2 separate regions of the Homo sapiens genome follow, and region 2 is linked to region 1. A link is a contact called in ENCODE Hi-C or POLR2A ChIA-PET data. All regions are on one chromosome and are shown on one strand. Each heading gives the region's core, a stretch centred on a gene start or an enhancer-like site at or near the end of the contact. The rest is flanking DNA. Distances are from core to core; before and after follow the strand shown. Region 1 has its middle 95 kb from the start of MAOA. Region 2 has its middle 69 kb from the start of MAOA.

Evidence for each region. Hi-C counts contacts between places; a loop is a spot of excess contacts on that map. ChIA-PET counts read pairs that join two places held with the same protein, here RNA polymerase II (POLR2A). Pooled maps may share reads with other maps.
Region 2: a pooled map shows a loop between it and region 1 (5-fold over the local background). The contact joins two enhancer-like sites. A Hi-C loop is called at or near these places in 2 of 168 maps with a recorded cell type or tissue (adrenal gland and left ventricle myocardium inferior) and 4 of 50 pooled maps. POLR2A ChIA-PET finds 5 or more read pairs at or near these places in 1 of 52 experiments (MCF 10A).

Annotation. Positions count from the first base shown.
Region 1 is chrX:43,747,414-43,754,719 of GRCh38, reverse strand. No RefSeq gene overlaps it. Among named protein-coding and RNA genes, the nearest start is that of MAOA, 95 kb to the right of the region's middle. Within about 2 kb of position 4,424, at least 2 of the 41 ENCODE cell types and tissues checked have a DNase peak (open chromatin) inside an H3K27ac peak, as active enhancers do.
Region 2 is chrX:43,583,824-43,591,129 of GRCh38, reverse strand. No RefSeq gene overlaps it. Among named protein-coding and RNA genes, the nearest start is that of MAOA, 69 kb to the left of the region's middle. Within about 2 kb of position 4,134, at least 2 of the 41 ENCODE cell types and tissues checked have a DNase peak (open chromatin) inside an H3K27ac peak, as active enhancers do.

The sequences.
Region 1 (7,306 bases), core at 3,175-5,674:
TTCCTCTGACTGGAGAACTGATGGCCTCCAGATCTCTACATAGATACAACCCATTCGTGGTGGGGTCTGTCATTTGGGGAGACATTAAACAAGCATTTCAAAAAATATGTAATTGTGAATCTTTATGGAGGGAAAACAAAAGCAGTGATAAGAGCATTCTTTCATATGTTTGTTGGCCATTTGTATATCTTCTTTTGTGAAGTAACTCAGGAATGGAAAACCAAACATCATATGTTCTCCCTGATATGTGAGAGCTAAGCTATGAGGACACAAAGGCATAAGAATGATACAATGGACTTTGGGGACTTGGCGGGGAAGAGCGGGAGGGAGGCGAGGGATAAAAGACAACAAATAGTGTGCAGTGTATACTGCTCGAGTGATGGGTGCATCAGGATCTCACAAGTCTCCACTAAAGAACTTACTCATGTAACCAAATACCACCTGTACCCGAATCACTTATGGAAAATAATTTTTTTAAAGCAGTGATAAGAGATTATAATGGAGAATTAATTGTCCGGGGGGTTTCTCAGGAAATGCATCTCTGAGGAAGTGCTATTTCATCCCTTGGGAAATAACCTAAAGGATTTAGCCAACTGAAGAATGGAGAAAATAACCTTCCATGGAGAGGGAACCAAGACAGAAAAGAACTGGATATATCTGAGGATTTATGAGAACGAGATGGCTGGAAGGTTCTGAGGGAGAGTGGAGTGACCAGAGACGAGGGTAGGGAAACAGGCAGAAAAAAGAGCATGCAAGGCCTTGGGAGCCACAGTGCGTCATATCCAAAGTTCATTGAGCAGCTATTGAAAGGGCTTGAGTCTGGACTGACAGGATCAGATTTGCAGTTTTAAAAGATCTACTTGGGCTGCTCGGGTGGTGTAGTAAAAGGGAAACCAGGGCATTTTAGCAAGAGATGACTAATCAGAGAGGAGTTACTAGTGGAGAAAAGTAATTTGAGATGTATTTTTGAAGTAGGAATCATAGTAGACCACAAAGAGATCCTTTATTTCTTTAAAGCTATCATTTATTGTTAGTACTGTAACAACTTCACTTATGTGATCCTATTGAATGCTCAGAACAACTGAACAGCTAGCTCCATTTAACAGATAAGAAAATGCATGTTCAATACCAAGATTCAAACCCAGGCCTAGCCAGCTCCAGAAACCTGAGCTTTTAACATTTACGCTTTCCTACAAAACAGGGTGACTTAACAAAGTATCTGTTTCTAAAGACAGTTCTTAGGGCTAAGAAATCAGAACGTGCCTTTAGAAATAATAAGTATTCCTAGTTGTGTGTTAAAGGTAGGAAGCTGAAACCAACAGACTTTCCTGTCCCTAAGCTAAACAATACTGAACCAGTCAAAATAACTTGGCTACTTGTCCCAGGAAATACTTGCTCCTGGAATACAAAGCTTTGAAGTAACACAAATAGATTATTTATCAAGACTAACAGCTTGCTCATCAAGACTTGCTTTAAGACACCACTTTACTTTGCCTACCAATCCACAACTACTCTATCATAAACTTTTCCAATTCCAACCAGTTTTTTGCCTTGCAAGATCTGCCTTAAAAACAACCCCCAAATTGAAAACCCTGTGAACCCTCCCCCAATTTTTCCACTTTGAGACACTAGTAAGACTGTCAATGCGATGTTCTTCCTTATGCAATGTGTCTGATAAACTTAGCTTTTCTTGATTGACATGTTTTCTGATGATCTTTTGGGAAGTCAATGGTTGGCAAGTGCCTGGTAGGATACTCTTGCTTTGGGGCTTGGCCATCTAAAGGGATGCCTGAGCAGGTTCATGTGAAAGTCCAGTATTCAGTTGTGTGCAGAGTCTGAAAGAAATTCAGTTATTGGGGTTAAAGAATAGAAATTTCTCTTCTGTCGTTTATTAAAGGTACAAACTTGGAATCTAGTTTCGTGCTTATGTAAGACAAATACATTTGCTTCTCAGGATCCCAGATGCAAGCCTTTTCAGGCTTTGTAGAAGACAAAGCTGGATAGAAGCTATATTGGGGTGTGTGTGTGATAGGGAAGAGGGTAGGCATTGGTGGAAGCAGGGCAGAGCCATGTGGTTTTAAATCATTAAAAGTTCTACTTGCTGCTCCAAATTCAGGTGCCTGGAACAGCAGGGATTTAAGGACAGACCAATTGTGGCATTTAACTCTTGGTTTTCAAAAATATTGAGGCCCATATGGTAGGCTAGACAATAGCCTGGCTGAAGATGTTCACGTCCTAACTCTGGGGCAAATGAATATGTTACCTTACATGGCAAAGGGACTTTGCAGATGTGATTAAGGATTATAAAATAGGGAGATAATCCTCATGGGCCCAATGTACTCACAAAGGTTCTCTTAAGAGGGAGGCAGGAGGCTCAAAGTGAGGAGGAGATGGTGCATCCATGGAAACAAGAGATTGGAGTGATGCAGCCACAAGCCAAGGAATGCTAGCAGCCTTTGGAAACAGAAAGAGGCAAGGAATGAGTTCTCCCTTGGAGCTTCCAGAAGGAACCATTCCTGCTAACACCTTGATTTTAGCCCTGTAAGACTCATTTTGAACTTTTGACTTCCAGAACTGTAAAATAATAAGCTTGTGTTGTTTTAAGCTACTAAGCTTGTGCCATTTTGCTACAGGGGCAATAGGACATTAATACAGCCAACAAAATTAAAATGGCTGATATAGCAAAGGTGGTCAGGCTGCTTGAGGGAGAAGCTGACTTACCCTCACTCCCTTTGGCCTGTCTGAACTGGCCCCATCTCTCAGTGGACTTACCTTTCAGATGTATCCTCCAGCCAGCTCTACACAGTCTAAATATAAGGCCCATCTAATACCAGCTGCCTCATTGGACTCATCTAGGGACCTCATACCTGCATCTTCCATGTTTGCTAGTTGATGTGATAGAATAGTCTATAGTAGCCAGATGAATACACGACACCAGGCAAACAGACCTCCTTTGCTCATTTTCTTAATGTAAACCTAATTCACTGCCAGATGTATTACATATTTAGTGTATGTCTGGCATGGGGTACACAGTTTACCAGCTTAGATGTTGATCTTGCTGAAGACAGAGTTGCCAAGGTTTAGTTCCACTGAAATCCCATATAGTGAACCCACGGGACACTTATGTACCATTCCAGATGCCAGCCACTATTAGGTGTATGTTTTCTGAATTTGTACAGCCCCAAATAATCTAGGGTGCTCTGAGGACCTCTAAGGTGGTCCAAGCACTATACAGTGCCTAAAAGAAACACAATTTTGACGCCCAAATCTTAAAAGTAATGTAAATATTTACTATACCACAAAACTCCTAGCCAAACTTAGGAAGCTTCCTTCCTTCCTTCTTTCCTTCTTTCCTTCCATCTCCTTAGGTTGTCAAAACAGCTTTTGAAAGCCCCTTCTTCTCCCATCATTCTCAGCAAACTAACGCAGGAACAGAAAACCAAACACTGCATGTTCTCACTCATAAGTGGGAGTTGAACAATGAGAACACATGGACACAGGGAGAGGAACATCACACACCAGGGCCTGAGGGGGCAAGAGGACGGAGAGCATTAGGACAAATACCTAATGCATGCAGGGCTTAAGACCTAGATGACGGGTTGATAGGTGCAGCAAACCACCATGGCACATGTATATCTATGCAACAAACCTTCATGTTCTGCACATGTATCCCAGAACTTAAAATAAAATCGAAAGAGAAAACCCCTTCTTCTGTCCAGCTGCACTCCTCCACAGCCCCAAGTTGCCTTTCTGAAACTTTCTCCTCTCCCCAGCTCCCTTCTCCTGCTTTCCCCAGATTACTTCCCTGCCCTTTCTAAGGTGAAAGCAATTCCACCTGTCTCATCTCCCATCGATGTTCTTTTCACCCATTACCCAGATGCACACAACAGAGGCTGAAAAACCAAGAAGTTCTAACAAAAAACCTTCCTGAGAGATTAGGGCAGAGGAAAGGCTGCAAATATTAGATATCAATATTGATCCATGTCACAACTGAAAACAAAGTAAGAGAGTGCAGGCAAATGTGTTGGAGGAAATTCTGGGTGGAGGTGACGCTTCTTAGTTTCCCCAAGAGCGAGGCTGTCTTGAATACTTTAGGATTTCCACTAGAAGGAAACAACACTAATTGGCCAGAAGATGGCACTCTTTTAAAACAAATTGGGGCCGCCCCCTAGCACAGGTGCTGGAAGATAGTCAATCACAGTCGTTAAAGAGCTCCAAGTGCAGAGAAGGGCTGGGCAGACAGGGGAACAGTAAAAGACTGATGGGGTGAACTACGGTCAATGGGACAAATAGGACTTAACAGTCAGCACTTATTAGTTGCAGATGTGGTTTTCTTTACCATTTAGTCATGCCATTTCTATTTTTTACTTCCTGTCTCACTATGTGGTGTCCTTAGTCTCTTGCCACACAGTGATGCTTATGGAGGCCTGAGGATTCTGGTAACTTCCTCTTAAATCGTGCTTCCCCTGCATTCCTAGCACCTCATGCTTTTCTGTAATAGCACTGACCAGAGCCACAATTAATGTGTTCCACAGTATCTACAATCAACTGTGTGCTCCATGAGGTGGGCTGTGTCTTGTACACTGCTGAATCACAGCATGGTGCCTACCTACCACATAGTAGGTGCTCAATAAGTAGGTGTTGAATGATTGTAAGAAATTCAAGGTAATAACTGCTCGCAAAACTTAAGCAGTGCTTCCTTTCTGCTATTCTAAAAGGTTGATGGAGAAGAGCTGATGCCTACTGAGTGCTTGCTGCATTAAGCCGTTACCTGCATTATCTCTGTTTTCCCATCAATTCTGTAAGACAGGTACTTCAAGCCACAGTACTTATCTAGGGGCATGTAAAAAGTAAATGACACAAGGTGCAGGGGTGCCCTATATCAATCCATCAAGATTCTCATTACTGCACTACTCTGTGGACCTTTAAGCACCCCACCCCCGCCAATCTTCGTCTCTTTCCCTGTCCCTACCTCCCCATCCCCCAGCACACACCCACACCTCTTTCCTCCACTCTATTTCACCCATAGACCTCGGTGGTTTGTGGAAAATATATGAGGCCCATTAATAGGAAAACCTGGTTCCCATTGAGGTGTTACTGTTTGGAGTGTAAATAAATAGTAGCCTTTGATGGATCACACGTGCATTAAGGGGAGGTCTTACTTGAAGGGCCCACAGCCCACCTTGAATGAATGGCAAGTTTCCTCAAGCCAGCTTTTTCACATGAGGCTTCCAAAGCTGCTTTTCAGAAACTTGGCTCCAGGCTGAGACAACCAGTTCACATCTACTGTCACTTTGAGACCTGCTTTTGCCTTCAAACTCTGAAAAGAATGGCCTTGATCAAGGAAGAGAGCCAAGCCCTGGGCTCTGATAGAGGAAAGAGAACTGTTACTATTACCTAGTACCTTCCTTTGTTTTCATCCTCTTCCTCTAATGTCTCAGTCAGCTTCCTTAGGCTAAGGGGCATGCCTTGCACATTTACCACCACCTCAGTGTAAAGCAAGGAGTATAGTTTGAAAAAATTAATACACTCAATGTTGATGTCCTGTTTGCTGAAATTATATCATAGCACAGAATAAATGTTAATAGAAGAGCGGTGATTTCTATCTCACTGCAAATATGTGGTTTTTCCAATAAAGTCTGACACTGCTCTCGTCAATCGTGACATTCACATAGCAGGAGATAAACACTGCCACGGTATGCTGGGCTGGGGAAGGGTAATTTCTTAAGGGAGATTTCTGGTCTAAGAAGACTTTTTTCTGTCTTTGTTTTTCTTTTTTGCCATTCCAACCCAGGCCTCTCCTACTCACTCCAGGTAGTTTTACAAAGTGGTTGCTGATCTTTGTGCTTATTTCTCAGAAAATCAGACATCCAAAAAGAACTTGTAAGTGATGGAAAATACATCATTTAAGTGATGCAAAACCAAACCTTGCACTTCTTTATCAAGGACTTGAAGACAACTTGGACATGTGAACCAAGCCTTCAAATGTGTTTTATTTTTTATTTTATTTTATTTTTATTTATTTTATTTATTTTTATTTTTTTATTTTTTTTGAGACAGAGTCTCACTCCGTCACCAGGGCTGGAGTGCAGTGGCACGATCTTGGCTCACTGCAACCTCCGCCTCCCTAGTTCAAGCGATTCTCCTGCCTCAGCTTCCTGAATAGCTGGGACTACAGGCACTTGCCACCACGCCCAGCTAATTTTTGTATTTTTAGTAGAGACGGGGTTTCACCATGTTGGCCAGGATGGTCTCGATCTCTTGACCTCGTGATCCGCCCGCCTTGGCCTCCCAAAGTGCTGGGATTACAGGCGTGAGCCACCGTGCCCGGCCTTTTATTTTTTGAGACAGAGTTTTGCTCTTGTCATCCAGGCTGGAGTGCAATGGCGCGATCTCGGCTCACTGCAACCTCTGCCTCCCAGGTTCAAGTGATTCTCCTGTCTCAGCCTCCCAAGTAGTTGGGATTACAGGCATGCACCACCACGCTGGGCTAATTTTTGTATTTTTAGTAGAGACAGGATTTCACCATGTTGGTCAGGCTGGTCTTGAACTCCTTACCTCAAATAATCCACCTGCCTCGGCCTCCCAAAGTGCTGGGATTAGAGGTGTGAGCCACTGCACCCACCCCAAATGTGTTTTAATTGATCAGCAATCTTTTCAAGGAATTTGAATATAAATGCTCTTTAGAAGGGCACATACTTCCTAGGTCAGCCAGTCCTCAGTATTCCCAAATGTCTTATGTCTGCTGCTGTTCGTTTTTAGCTGCCCAACTCCTGAAGACATTGAATTTAGGACTCCTCTTTAGAAATGCTTATTTTTCCCTTTGATCTTTCTGTTAGTTTTCTGTAGATGGGGCTCATTCATTGAGACAGAGATTGAATTATTTCCAGGGTTCCTTCCAATTCTGATTTTTTTTTCTTCCATGTAAAGAATAGTGCAGAAATACAACCCTCTAAAGGAAGTTCCCTTACCTAACAGGGATAGGTTCACAGCGAGAGCTCCATTCTATCTATAAAGCCAAAGCTCAAGTCCACAATGTCTTTTACATGACAAGGCAACTTTCTATGAGAATAAAGTAGATAATGCAGTGCTCCACCCTGGATCTGCAGGGAATACAGGCTGGTCGAAGATCCCAGCTACAGTTCCTCACTAGAAATTGTCCTTGAACCTGCCTTACTCAAGGTAACACCCTCTCTCAGGGGGAGGCTGATGAAGGGTCACAGAGTCCAGACCTCCTTGTCTCAATGAGGGATACTTCTGAAGGGTCTTCCTAGCTCCTCATTAGAACCTGTAGTTGCAACTGCAT
Region 2 (7,306 bases), core at 2,885-5,384, 160 kb after region 1:
TTCAAAAATTAGCTGGGCCTGGTGGCGGGGACCTGTAGTCCCAGCTACTCAGGAGGCTGAGGCAGGAGAATCGCTGGAACCTGGGAGGCAGAGGTTGCAATGAGCCGAGATTGCGCCACTGCACTCCAGCCTGGGTGACAGAATGAGACTCCATCTCAAAAAATAAATAAATAAGTAAATAAACTAGACAGCTCTGCTTGACTAACACAACCACTTGGGCCAGATGAGAAACAAGACATTACAATTTTCTTTGAGGTACTTTGTTTTTTAGAGACTATCACTGTATGAGGCAACCATAGCACAAGGCTTTACATTCTTGTTGGCTTCTGTTTTTTGTTCCCTCATATGCCAATTCTCTTCTGAGTACAATTAATTTAAAGTGTTGGAGCTGTGAGCTTAATCAAGAGGATTTTTCAGAAAACACCCTAAAAACTTCTAAAAGTGATTTCCTACTATGTACTCAGAGAGCTAAGAGGGAAATTTTAGGGGTCCACCACTGGATTATTTCTGTCATAGTAGGACTTATCTTGAAATTGGTGTTCCCTGGCTTTCTTCTTGGATTTAACACTTGCCTCAAATAGACCAGAATCTTGGCTCATCAGCAATAATATTTTACATGGTACAGTGCTTCATATCTCACAGTTTTCCCATTTTTGTTCTCACTTCGTTGTTAAGCATCTGTGGTCTGATTATCACTCATCAGTGAGTGATCTGTGCTCTATGGCTTAAATAACTGAAGCTTTAGATGTGCAATTTCTCAAGGATACAGAGTTAGTAAGTGGCCAAGTTGAAATGAGACTGCTTATTTTTTTCTAGCCAAGCAAGTTTTTGGTATTAACTCAAAACCAGCCTAAGTTACATCAGCACTGCCCTTCATGTTCCGGGGAGTCTTTGTGTGCTAACTCCTCTCTAGAAATGGTCTCACATTTTAATCATATTTCAATGTCAGGGACTTTTAAATGTTGTTTGTCTTTGGCTCTGAAATCATTTGGCCAAAATTAATCTAACAGTGTGGAGCTTTCTTTGTTTAATGAAACCGAGAAAGAGGCAATAATAAAGGGCTTCTCATTGTCAGCAAAGGGTTAACTATTTTAACTCCAGTTGTTTTCACTGGAAAGGTTTTTCTGTTGTAATATAACTAGAACATCTAGTTCTGTTCTATTCTGACTACCCCTCCCTTTTCTAGACTCTTGCTCAATCAGTTACCTTTATAACTTTTCCCTAGTGTAACTTTTGTTTACATATGAGTTTGCCTTTCCAATACGGTTAGGACTCAAGTAAGCTTTTTATCCTGGGTTTCCTCATTTGCAAAGCACTAACGACCTCAGGTTTTCCTGCTTGCAGTACTGTTAGAACTTAGACCTAATGAGAGTTGGCAAATACTTCATTTTTTTAAAAACATTTGGCAAACAAATGAGGAGCACTGGAAAGGCCCTGCTTGAATGTGATATAGTAAAAATTAGCTTACATTCAGAAGGTAAAAATCTGCCTTGCTATTCATCAAGTTGGTACAATCACCGATACAAATAAAGCCAGCTGTACATTATCAGGAAGGAATATGTTTTCAGGTCACTGCAGCTGTATATGTCATAAGCACCTCCTTCTTTAACTATTGTGTTTTTACTGAGAAATGTGTTCTCCAAAATCATAGACTATCAGAAACTTAAGTGTTTAAAATTAGAAGAGTAACATTAAATCACCCACTCTTTTTTTTTTTTTTAACAATAATAACAGTAATTTATTTTGAACATGATATTATATATTTGACCCCTTACTTTTTTCTTTGGATATGTGTGTGTTGGGGGAATGACATCAAAGACCTTTTAGTTTTTTTTTTTTTTTTTTTAATGTTTTTTTTTTGTTATTATACTCTAAGTTTTAGGGTACATGTGCACATTGTGCAGGTTAGTTACATATGTATACATGTGCCATGCTGGTGCGCTGCACCCACTAACGTGTCATCTAGCATTAGGTATATCTCCCAATGCTATCCCTCCCCCCTCCCCCGACCCCACCACAGTCCCCAGAGTGTGATATTCCCCTTCCTGTGTCCATGTGATCTCATTGTTCAATTCCCACCTATGAGTGAGAATATGCGGTGTACTCAAACAAATTTACAAGAAAAAAACAAACAACCCCATCAAAAAGTGGGCGAAGGACATGAACAGACACTTCTCAAAAGAAGACATTTATGCAGCCAAAAAACACATGAAGAAATGCTCATCATCACTGGCCATCAGAGAAATGCAAATCAAAACCACTATGAGATATCATCTCACACCAGTTAGAATGGCAATCATTAAAAAGTCAGGAAACAACAGGTGCTGGAGAGGATGTGGAGAAATAGGAACACTTTTACACTGTTGGTGGGACTGTAAACTAGTTCAACCATTGTGGAAGTCAGTGTGGCGATTCCTCAGGGATCTAGAACTAGAAATACCATTTGACCCAGCCATCCCATTACTGGGTATATACCCAAAGGACTATAAATCATGCTGCTATAAAGACACATGCACACGTATGTTTATTGCGGCACTATTCACAATAGCAAAGACTTGGAACCAACCCAAATGCCCAACAATGATAGACTGGATTAAGAAAATGTGGCACATATACACCATGGAATACTATGCAGCCATAAAAAATGATGAGTTCATGTCCTTTGTAGGGACATGGATGAAATTGGAAACCATCATTCTCAGTAAACTATCGCAAGAACAAAAAACCAATCACCCACTCTTGCCTAGAGTTTCTGAGTTGCTGTGACAGAGAGAATCAGCCTGGCATTTTAACCCAGGTGCAGAAAAGTGGTTACAGAATACAGTGTTCCACATCTATCTTAACTTTGTAATCTTCAAGGACACAGGAGCTTGTGACTACTTTGCAGACTGGTTTTGATGCTGACTCCCTTACACATTGGTCTGCTTTTCCTTGAGCCCATTACTTACCTATACTGTCTTCTCTCAAACCCTCAAATAACCACCTTGTCCTTTGGGGAGAGTTGCTCTCTAACACTCCTCTGTTGTCCAGTCTTCCTTATTGCAATGGGTCAATAAACCTGACCTTGTTGAACTATAGGTTTGTCCTTGGTGGTTTTAGCCTGTTGAGCTAAGATTGGTGGTCAATAGGTTAGTTGGTTTTCCAGAAAAAAAAAAATTCATTCAGAAAGCACCAGTTTAAGAATCTTTCTCAGGGAAAGAGACCTGAGTCTGTTGGATGTTGCTGTTTCAGGTTGCTTTCTAAGTTGCCTGTCCTCCTGCACAACTGGTTTAATCTCCCAGCTATGAATGAGGAAGAAGTTCTGGCCAGGCGTGGTGGCTCACACCTGTAATCCCAGCACTTTGGGAGGCAGAGGCAGGTGGATCACTTGAGGTCAGGAGTTCGTAGACTAGCCTGGCCAACATGGTGAAACCCCATCTCTACTAAAAATAAAAAAATTAGCTGGGCATGGTGGCACACGCCTGTAGTCCCAGCTACTCAGGAGGCTGAGGCAGGAGAATTGCTTGTGCCCAAGAGGCAGAGGTTGCAGTGAGCCAAGATCACGTCACTGCACTCCAGCCTGGGTGACAGAGCGAGTCTCTGTCTCAAAAAAAAAAAAAAAGTTCTAATACATCTTGACGTAGGTTTATTTGGGAAATGGCATTCTCCAACAAACTTCTCAGTATTGGCTATAACCTGGTAAGGATCTTAAGTAACGAAATGAGTTAAACTTTGGAAGGACAGCTTCACTCACGATATAAAGCCTTTCCTTGGCCACACACTGCTAGGGCTCCATGCCTGTGACTGCTAAAAAGCTAAAGATTACTGTTGGCAATTCCTTTGGTTTTCTCTCTGTTCTGTGTTATTTCTCATCTTATGTCTGCAAACAAACTAAAAAACGTAACTACTTTTCCTATTCATTCTTTAAGTCATTCTAAAAAACCTTGATTCAGACTTTCAATTTTTTCCCACAAGTGACTTCCTCTACCTCTTAAACACCTACATGCTATTTTACACAAGCCTCTTGGAGCAGAGTCTCAGGAAGATAACGCCCAGGTAAACTGCTCTAACTGCATCTGTAACCTTGGATTTTGTCCTTGCTGTGGGTGGGCATTCATTTATTGCCCAAGCCATATTGTTTTCCTCAGTTTTAGTAACAGGTGAACGTCCTTCCTGAGGGCTGGCAAGGCTGGGGTTATCACAGAGGTATAATTTACTGAAGATCTGTGACCTCCAGATTTGAAGGATCAAGAGCAATTAAGGGATGGGCAACACTCTGATCTCAGTCATGTGGCAGAGATTGAATCTCCATTAGCCAAGCCCTGGAATAGCCCCTGCTGCAAGTTACTGTCAACAAACTCAATCTGTTTGGCTTCCCAAAGTGAGTCTCCTTTTGCTATAGCTGCCGGGATCCAGGCTAGTTGTGCTGTTATATAAAGTGTAGAGGCAACTCCCTTGTCCCTGTGTTTGAAGTATTTGTAGAGATAGAGCACTTGGAGTCCTGAATATGAGGAACAGGACACTGTGGGACACATAGACAGGTCTGGTGGCAAAACTGCGAAAATAATGGGTGGATCTTGTAGTAATGCTGATGAGGTTAATAGCTGGAAGGATCCTAATGCCAAAGTCTCAGTAAAGTAAAACAAAATTTTGCTTATCCATGGGTAGCTACACAGGAGTGGTCATGTGGGATATTGCCCTCCCCTCAGCAGGGGCTATCCATCAACAAGTGGCTTATGGTTGCTGCTGGCCTGTTGGACCAAGGTTTGATTCACAAATATGCTCATTCTCTTGAATTACCCATCATGTTGGCTTGGAGACAGGTTTACTCATCCACACTTCTCAGAAGGATGAAATGAGAGCATGAGGATGGGAGATACAATGTAGGGCCTTGCTGGTCAATGTCTACTGGGCCAGGTGCTTCCTAGCAGCAGGGGCAAAAGCTTTCTGAGCCTTGGGTGCCATGGTATAGCAACCCCTGCAGCATGGCATGCCCCCGCTATAAGTGCTAGCATGAACATAGCTGGTTGCAGTTCCCCATCTCCTGTTCAGTGGAGGTAGGTGCAAATGTGTGTGGAGAGGGGAAGGTAGCTGAACTTTAGCCATTCTCAAATCTACTTATTTAGAAGCAGCCATTCTAAAATCTACTTATTTAGAGGTTGAGCAGCCATTGGGCTGGGTCCCAATCTCCCTCACTCCATGTGCAGTAGGTCCTCAAATAATGTCATTTCATTCAACATTATTTTGTTTTAATGTTGATGACAATCACTGATTCTCAGCCAGGGCCACTGTCTGTGTGGAGCCTGCACATTCTTCCCATGTGCGCATGGGTTTTCTCCAGGGACTTCAGTTTCCTTCCACATCCCAAAGCTGTGCATGTGAAGTGAATTGGTGTGTCTACATGGTTTCAGTGTGAGTGGGTGTGTATATGAGTGTGCCCTGTGATGGGATGGCATCCTGTCTACAGTGAGTTCCTCCCTGGTGCCTTCAGCTGCCAGGACAGGCTCTGGTCAACTGATTCCAAACTGGAATAAGCAGGTAAATAATTACCTTGTTTTTGTTAATCTTTCTATGTATGGCTCACATTTATTTCAGTGTTTAATGTTAGAAGTGTTTTGGTCTTTATTTAGAAGTTTGATGTTTTTTGTGACCAGAGGCATGCTGTGGGAACTTAATTCTTGTTTATGTCAATTAGCCTATGGTCAAATTGGTCTTGTTATATGCTGTTTTGCACAAAGTCACAGTTTCTAAGAGTTTATGATGTTAAGAGAAGACTTACTATACTTCTTCCTGGACTTAATAATTGAGCCAGTGCCATTGCCCAGTCATACATATGCATAGAGCACGTCTTGTGATGAAAAATCCCATGGCTTCTCTGTGGGTTACCAGACTTCATGACTAGAGCTATGGGTCTGCTCCACGTTCCCCTTCCTTAGTAAGCTGGGACCTGAAGAATGTTGCTATTCTGTTCCCTATGGACTTCGAGTTCTGCATTTCAATATTTAGTTATAACTGAACAGAACAGCTGGACAAGTGGGTGGGATTGACATGAAATGGTCTAGGATGAAAGCAACATGGGCACTGGAGCATCAGAACAGTTACTGTTTGAGATTATAGGGCCAGTATTTCTGACCTGGTGGTTTCTCTGCAGTGCTAGTCTTTTCAGAGTCAGCTCAGTTGCAGAGCTGCCCTGTCTTCACTGAAGTCCTAGAATCTGTGGGGTTGGCTTCATCTAATCCACTGCTATGAAGAACAGTTAGGCAGTTCCTTAAAATATTAAATATAGAATTATCACATGACCCAGCAACTCTATTATTAGATATATACCAAGAGAATTTAAAATGTGTCTAACAAAACTCTGTAAATAAATGTTCATAGCAGCATTATTCCTAATAGCCAAAAAAGGTAGAAACAACCCAAATGTCCAACTGAATGGGTAAACAAAATCTGACATATCTATACAATGGAATATTACTTGGTGATAAAAGGGACGAACCTTGAAAACATCATGCTAAGTGAAGGAAGCACAAAAGGCCATGTGTTGGATTATTCCATTTCTATGAAATGTTTAGAATAAATCTATAGAAATAAAATAGATTAGTGGTTTTCAGGGGCTGGGAGAAAGGAATGACTACTGATGGGTATGGGAGTTCTTTTAGGGGTGATGGAATGTTTGGAAATCAGATAGGGATGATGGTTGCCCAACCTTGTAAATATACTAAGAAACCACTGAATTGTACAGCAGAAATGGGTTATTCTTTTCATATGTGAATTGTGTCTCAGAGCCATTATTTTTTAAAATCAATAGGTCATCTTTGGCTAGGCCAAGATCTTTGACAGAGTTTTATACTTACAAAAAGATTATGAATCCATGATTGAATTTTGCCTTTAAGGAAAAATGACTTTCTGAAAAAGTTCTGCGGTGTTTCCAGGTGTTGACAACTATCCTTCCTCAAAGAAATGAACTTGCATCTTCATCGTGGTAAGACACTCCCCCCAGCATTGCAGTTATGTAGCTTTCTGTGCCTTCCTAGGAAAATGGTTTACAAGTGTGACTGGTTTTCCTTCAAAAGTTATATTTTAAATGTGGGGTGTTTTCACAGAATAATACGTAAATGCCCCTCATAAAATACCTTGTATGTGCCTTGTATATAGCTTTATTTCCTAACAGTGTGCAAAAAGAGTATAAGAAGAAAAAAAATCACTTGTTATTCATGTTTACCCTGTGCATGACCTACCTACATCATTGTTTAATCTATTAGTAATAACTGTTAAACGTATTATTTGAAGTTACTGCAACTGTTAGATGTGTTTGAACTTGCCTGGT